Regions from separate parts of the Mus musculus genome. Here region 1 is linked to region 2. Evidence: chromatin loops called from intact Hi-C (ENCODE). Cell type or tissue: left cerebral cortex. All regions are shown on one strand. Links, peaks and the distances in the headings refer to the core of each region. The heading gives the core; the rest is flanking DNA.

Region 1 (3,633 bases), core at 431-2,930, 220 kb after region 2:
TCAAGTTCTGAACCCCACAAGATGACTGAGAACCATCAGCCTCCAGTTCTAGGGCGGACCCAATAACTTCTCTGGCTTCAGTAGGTACCAGGCATCATAAAAGGTGAGATTTTCTGTTTTGGTGGTTTTGTGTTATTTAGTTTTAAAGTTTCTACCTGTGTCACCTTCCAGGAACTTCGCCAGCTGGACACCAAAACCTAAACACATGGGACTTGGATGAGTTCTGAGTCTGAAATCTGGATCTGAAATCATTTTTCCTTCCCTTTGCCTAAGACTTAGAGATGCCAATAGTCATGCGGTGCCTAAGATGGTGTGAGTGATGTTCAGGAAGCTCTTAGACAACAGCTATCTGCTGGAGACCTTTCCTGGAACTCAAGGCATCCGATCCAGAAAGTGAATGATGTGTGGGCGTGGCCATGCATTGTGTGAGCCAGTGCACTCTAGGCACACTCAGAGCTAATAGAAAGCAAAAGGAGGATGGGAAAGGTCTTGTCTCTGATGTACAAGCGACACCTTCCAGGCTTTTACATTGATTCCCTGCACACAACCTGCTCCTTCCTTCCTGACTGGTGACATGTGGACAGGTGAGCTGCCAACAAAAGCGAGAGATTATTACAGTGACCCTCAAGCCATCATTGCCCACAGAGAACTTGATCTTAAAGACACTCATAGGGGCTGATGAGATGGCTCAGCAGGTAAGAACACCCGACTGCTCTTCCTGAAGGTCCTGAGTTCAAATCCCAGCAACCACATGGTGGCTCACAACTATCCGTAATGAGATTTGATGCCCTCTTCTGGAGTGTCTGAAGACAGCTACAGTGTACTTACATATAATAAATAAATAAATCTTTAAAAAAAAAGAGACACTCATAAAATTGTGTGTGTGTGTGTTGGTGGGGTATTCTACAGAAACATAGTATGTAATTAGAGATAAACTTTTTTTAGATTTTTGTTTTTGTTTTGTTTTTGTTTTGTTTTTCAAAACACGGTTTTTCTGTGTATCAGAGTCCTGTCTGTCCTGGAACTTGCTCTGTAGACCAGGGTGGCCTTGAACTTACAGAGATCTGCCTTCCTCTGCCTCCCAAGTACTGAGATTAAAGGTGTGCACCACCATGCCCCATAATTTTTTGACCTTTTTTTTTTTAAAGAAATCAAAGGCTTGTGCCACAACATCTGCCCAACCTGGTATAAATATTTCTTGCTAGAGATGTTTTGTTTTATTTTGTTTTGTTTTAGGACAGGACCTACCTACTAGCCCATGGATTGCCTGATGACCTGGAACTCACTGTGTAGTCCAAGCTGACCTCAAATTTACAAAAATCCGCCTACCTCCACAGGGATTAAAGGCGTGCATCACCAAGCCTCAGTGAGTTTTTCTTGATCCCTAATTTAGCTCACGTAAATGCTGAAGCACGCCTGTAAGTGGCTCTTCCCTCCATCTCACTCCCCGAGGTAATCTATTTGAAGTGCACAGACTTCATCAAACTTGGCAACTATGAAAATCATCTACATTCGACTAAAGAAAAAAAAAAGGATAATCCCTTCAGGACCAATCCCCCCCCACACACACACACACCTTAGCCATTCACTCTAATGGCTGCATTATGTTCCGAAACATGCTATCCTGTGATTATTTAACCTCGTTTCCGTCTTTGGACGTTTGTGTTTGTGCAAGCTAATTTTCAACCACTGTGGCGTCTGAAGCGGCACAGACCGACTTTAGCCCAACGCCAGGAAAGCAGGACTAAGTGGAGAAAGCATTGGCAAGGATTAGCGTTAAGGTAGCAGCACTAGGACCTGCAAATGCATGCGTGCGCAGGCTGCAGGCGCAGGCGGGACTCCTTCCAGCTCTAGAGAGTGGCTTTGCAACTGTGGACGCTGGGGGGCGCGTCCGAGCCAGTGCCGAGGGCTTCCGTAGGCGCCCCGCCCACTCAGGCTCGCCCCGCGCCGCGATTGGCTGCGCGGCGGGAGCGCGCCGAGTCAAGGGGCGGGCTCGCGCCGGCTACAAAGCGGCGAAGGTCACGGCGCGAGCTGGAGCGCGCGGGCCGCTGGGAGTCTCTTTTGCGGCCCGCGCCCCTTGCCCACCGACTCGGCCCGGAAGCCATGGAGGGAGTGAGCGCGCTGCTGGCTAGCTGCCCCACCGCCGGCCTGGCGGGCGGCCTCGGGGTCACGGCGTGCGCTGCCGCCGGCGTGGTGCTCTACCGGATTGCGCGGAGGTGAGTGCGCGCCCCGCTGCACGCGGCCCGGGCCGCCGCCCCGCCCCCGCGAGGCCACGGCGGAGTCCTAGGGGCGGACCAGGCCTGCTCGCGAATGCGGGACGCATTCTCCGCCACCGCCTTTGCCCTCACCCCCTAAAAGCCTCGTCGGGGAGCAGCCGCCGACCGTGGCTGGGGGAGGGGGCTGCTGCTTGCTCCTCCCTTCGAGGCCCGTGCTCCTGGCTGGACTGCCCTGCTGGGCCTCTGCCGCCCATCGGTTAGGAGGATGAGAGCTGGCGCTTGATGGTCTGTATGCGATAGCAATAACATTCCTCGCGTAAGCTTTCCCCCGGAGAAGCCTTGGAGCTGAGTACTTAGAAGGCACGTGTGAGCAGTAGCAGCCTGAGGCAGGAGCCTGCGCTCCACACATTTAAGGAACTTGTCCACTCAGAGGTGTACGCTGTACTCCTTGGACACATGTCACGGATGGGCTTTGGGATCAATACCCTGGCCTGTCATGGCTCAGAGACCACGCAGACCCCAGTACTCCAAGCTTGCCGTGGTCAAACCCCAGAATGGAGTCGTTTCTCCAGCAGCGTGAAGGAATAGCTCACCTGATCACATTTCCCGAGGATAGGAACATACACGCATTCGTGGGAGCCTCTTTGGGACAGCCGGGGATGTGCAGTGCTCGGGACTTGACCCTAGTCGCTGGATGACAAGGAGCTATGGTTTGAACTGGCAATCAGGGTGATAGGTCGCCCTCCTTAACCCTGCATTTCTTCTGCAGGAGAGGGCAGGCAAAAGTTGTTAGAGGTAGGTGAGTCAGCGGCACCTAAGGAGGGGATGGATGTCAGCTGTGTTTGAAAGAGGGGGCCACATCCCGGGGGGCTGAGAGAGTGCCTGACTCTAGATCTCAACCCAAGCTTCCTGTCTTGTTCCCACCCAGTTTTTGGGAGTCAGAGGGACCGCTTAAGATCAGCCAACCCAAAGCAGTCCCTCGTTACCTGGGCCTAGGGGAGCCTGGGCAGTCTGTTCATGTGCCAAGCAGAGCTTGTCCCAAAAGCCAGGCATCTCCTGGCTGCCTCTGCCAGCTCAGGGCATTTGGCCAAAAGAGCAGAGTGGGACTTGTTGTGGCCAGGACTGGCTGCCTGTCACCCTTCCTGTCCTGCCAACGAATGCCTTGCCTCTGCTAGAGACAGGAATCTGAGTTCTTGGTGAGGTGTGTGTGGGACATGTATTTCTTTTTGTTGTTGTTTTTTTTGTTTGTTTGTTTGCTTGCTTGTTTTTTTCGAGACAGGGTTTCTCTGTGTAGCCCTGGCTGTCCTGGAACTCCCTCTGTAGACCAGGCTGGCCTCGAACTCAGAAATCCACCTCCTCTGCCTCCCAAGTGCTGGGATTAAAGGCGTGCACCACCACGCCCGGTGGGACGTGTTAT
Region 2 (3,633 bases), core at 736-3,235:
GCTTTGGGACTCTGTTTTTCCAATCTTCACCGCGCTATCCCTTTATTTGACTCAGCTTATTCCATCCAAATGGAGGTCCTCATGTATTCGTCCGACACTATTTGAGGAGAGTGGGGACTGAGATTATTAAGGAAATCCTCGCTGTTGTCTTGTTTCGCCTACTGGAGCATCTTTTTCCTCTGTCCTTGTGACTTCTTTTTGCTCCTGAAGGGAGCAGACCAGAGACTTAAAGGGCACACAAGCTATGGGTTCTCCTTCCAGGGTTTCTGCCGCCCTTTTAGCCCAGGTCCCAGTTTGCTCATCTATGAGTCAGGCTCGGACAGCCCTGGAACCCAAGGCCAGAAGAACCAGCTCATCTCCAGCTGCCCGGCTAGTGTGTGTGGGGATAAATAATTGCTCTTTAATGCCTCTTTGGGGTAGTTTGTTCCACAGCAGTGACTGGGAGATGCCGTGTGTCAAGGATCCAGGTGAGCCTTGGGCATCAATAGGAATGCAACGTAGCCCTTCATATAAGTCTGGTGAGATTAGGATGACCCAAAGATTCAGACCATCGGTGGCGAGATTGCCTCTCATGGGGGCTGTGAGGGAGGGCCAGGTGGGAGAATGTGTAATGGGGGGGGGGTGATCAAGCCGAGAAGGGCAGCTGGGAGCTGGGAGCCAGAGCAGGGGTAGGATGGGGGCAGGGAAGCTTCTGGAGAGAGGTCTGCGGCACAGCGGAGGAGGAGGAAGCAGGGGCGTGAGAAGGTAAGGCAGGGAGGAAGACTGCCTAAGGTTTATTGGACATCCTCAAAAAACGTCTATATTAGCCCCTCCCCCTACGCACACTGCCTAAGGCTTATTGGGCATCCTCAAAACGTCTATATTAGCCCCTCCCCCTACGCACACTGCCTAAGGCTTATTGGGCATCCTCAAAAGGTCTGTTAGCCCCCCCACCCCCCACTGCCCAGGGCTTATTGGACATCCTCAAAACAAAAACGTCTATATTAGCCCCTCCCCCTACGCACACTGCCCAAGGCTTAAGAGGGAACAAAAAACTTTTAAGAGCTGGAGAACCGGGAGGAGTGTGGTGGAATGCTGTCTTCTTGACATGCATGGCTGCCCTGCCTATGACCTCACTGCCGCGGTGGTTCCTGCACAAGCCCTGTATAAGAGTAAGCCAACCAATGTGATCAGTCCACACTGTAGCGGGTAGCACCAACTGAACTCAGCTGGTTAAAAAATAATAGAAAGAAAAGAAAAAAAAAAAAAAGAGCTCAATACATGTCCATTAAGATCCTCAGATTTTAATTAAAAAAATATCAAGAGACCAGAGGAAGAAATACTCTCAGCAAGTATTTGTTTACACTGTTTAAATAAAGATTTATTGTTCCAGTAAAGGCGTCCATCCCATGGGGAAAATACCCTGAAGGACTGGCAAACATTACTAGTGACAATCTGACAGAGGCACAGCATCCCAGCCGACTGGCTATTATTTTCGTGGAAGAATTATCAGAAAATATTGCAGTAGGAGCTGGAGAGGTAAACTTAGTGCCTAAGAGCACCGGCTGCTCTCTCAGAAGATATGGGTTCAACTCTCAGCACCCACACGACAGACAGCTCACAACCGTTCATAACTCCCAGTTCCAGGGGATCTGGCACCAACTTCTGGCCTCTACCAGTACCAGGCACTCACACAGTACGCTTGTGGACTCGTAGGCAAAACATTCATTGATATAAAATAAAAATAAGTATATCCTTATAAACAAACAAACAACAAAAACCATTGCAATAATGGTTATCGGAAGATCCCCTCTCCCCCTATCCCCATCTCTTGGGAATCTCAAAAAGCCCAAGCTGGTCTTGAACTCACTTTATAAAGGATCATAACATTGAACTTCTGACCTTCTTGCCTCTACCTCCCGAGTGCTGAGTTTACAGGTACATGCCAGCAAGGCCAGGTTTATGTGATGCTAGCTAAGAAGTCTAACAACTAGCTGCATGCCACAGAATGTCCATCTCTCTGTTAACATCTTCTCAGAGTCTTAAGAGCTCCTTTCAAGCCTGGGTACCACCCAAATCCTGGCATAAAGTTCCGGAGCCTTTTCTCTGAATGTTTGATATCGCTATACTGCAATCCCACATATGGCCAGCAGGTGTCACTGTTCAACAACGTGATCCTGCATCAGCACAGGCACAAAGGACAAATGGAGCCTAGTTTGTTTTACCTTGTGAGAGAGATCTGTCTTCTGTTATGGGTAAGGGATGGCCTACATGTACTAATATGCCCGTGTTTGTTCTCTCGGTCTTGGTAGCACTTGCAACACTTTTGTGTCATGGATTGGTCTCACAAATCCTTGGGAATCTTTAAGCTCCTCAACCCCCCTTTTTATTTCATGTTTGTTAAATAAGTGCACACATGTATGAGAACATGTCTCTACAAGCCCTGGGAAACACGTAGAGCAGTTCTATGGGTAACAAAACCAAATCGGCTGGGTAAAGTGAACCCCGCAACCATCCGAGTTAAAATTCCAAACACTCGGCATAATCTCATTTACATACTCCTACTTCTCAGATCATGGGGGAGAGGCGTGGACTGGAGATTCCCGAGAAGCTCCTATAACCGGCCTCGCAGAAATGAAAATATTCCAAAGAGACACTTTTATTTTTCAATTTGACTGTCAGACTATTGAAATAATGGACCCCAAAGAAATGGGAATTTCCCCAGGAATCTCATGCTGGCAGGAGAAAGGACTCTGGCTAGAGGGGGAACTTGTCTCCCAGAAAGATTTCACATAGTTCTAAGAACTCAGACCTCCCTATGGGATGCGGCTGAAGCCCAAGCCATGATGGGCCAGCGGGACCATATTTTGACCGTAACTGCCTAGATACGCGTATTCTTGGTCCCTACCTCACGTCACAACCCCACAGATGAACTTGTGGCATTTATGAGATCTCTCCAGTGTGACCACACCAGATATATCTTCTTTTTCTGCTGCTTTCCACTTTTAATTTGGCTACCTTAGTAGGCTTCTTTTTTTTTTTTTTTTTTTTTTTTTTTTTTTTTTTTTTTAGTTTTTTTGAGATAGGTTTTCTCTGTGTAGCCCTGGCTGTCCTGGAACTCATTCTGTAGACCAGGCTGGCCTCGAACTCAGAAATCCGCCTGCCTCTGCCTCCCAAGTGCTGGGATTAACTTAGTAGGCTTCTTGAGGATAGGTGACCCAACCTGATTTGAACTCATGTTGTAACCCCACATTCGACAACATGCCCAGGCCAGCTAGCCTGGTGTATGCAGCAGTGAGCACTAAAGCCGAGTCTGAGATGCAGCGGATGGCGAGGACCAGTGCCTGAGGTTGTCATGACCTCTGTAGGCACGCTGCTGTATCCACATGTACATTGCATATACTGACATGCACACAAAATTAACTTCAAACAAATCGAGTCTCTGCAGGTTAAGTATCTTGGTCAAGGACACCCAGTGGGTGAACAAAGGTTCTTGGGTTTACGCTAGGCTGGTCTTAATGCAAGGGGCCTCAGAGAAGACAAGGGCCCTGTACCCTTTAAAGAATGGCAGGGTTCTTCCCTGCGGGCCCCAACTATCCAAGACACCTCTAGCTAGACCTCAAACTAACATCAGAGAGAGCAATTCTGTGAGGG

Evidence for each region. A loop is a pair of places that touch in the nucleus more often than their neighbours do. Peaks named below come from ENCODE experiments on the same cell type or tissue, not always from the same donor. Only the 100,000 strongest peaks of a DNase experiment are listed, where the experiment ranks them.
Region 1: a loop joins it to region 2, with 3 times the contacts of the local background. A loop is called at or near these places in 3 of 42 quality-filtered maps.

The regions. Positions count from the first base shown.
Region 1 is chr4:149,736,418-149,740,050 of GRCm38, reverse strand. It overlaps Tmem201 (transmembrane protein 201), which reads left to right and starts at 1,983. Exons shown (of 11, transcript NM_001284270.1): 1 at 1,983-2,216. The coding sequence starts at 2,104. In left cerebral cortex, for the core only: a CTCF peak has its summit at 1,882; DNase peaks (open chromatin) are centred at 1,419, 1,880 and 2,477; H3K4me3 peaks cover 1,606 bases; H3K27ac peaks cover 883 bases.
Region 2 is chr4:149,957,285-149,960,917 of GRCm38, reverse strand. No RefSeq gene overlaps it. Among named protein-coding and RNA genes, the nearest start is that of Spsb1, 4.1 kb to the right of the region's middle. In left cerebral cortex, for the core only: a CTCF peak has its summit at 2,129 (motif pointing right); DNase peaks (open chromatin) are centred at 2,136 and 2,509.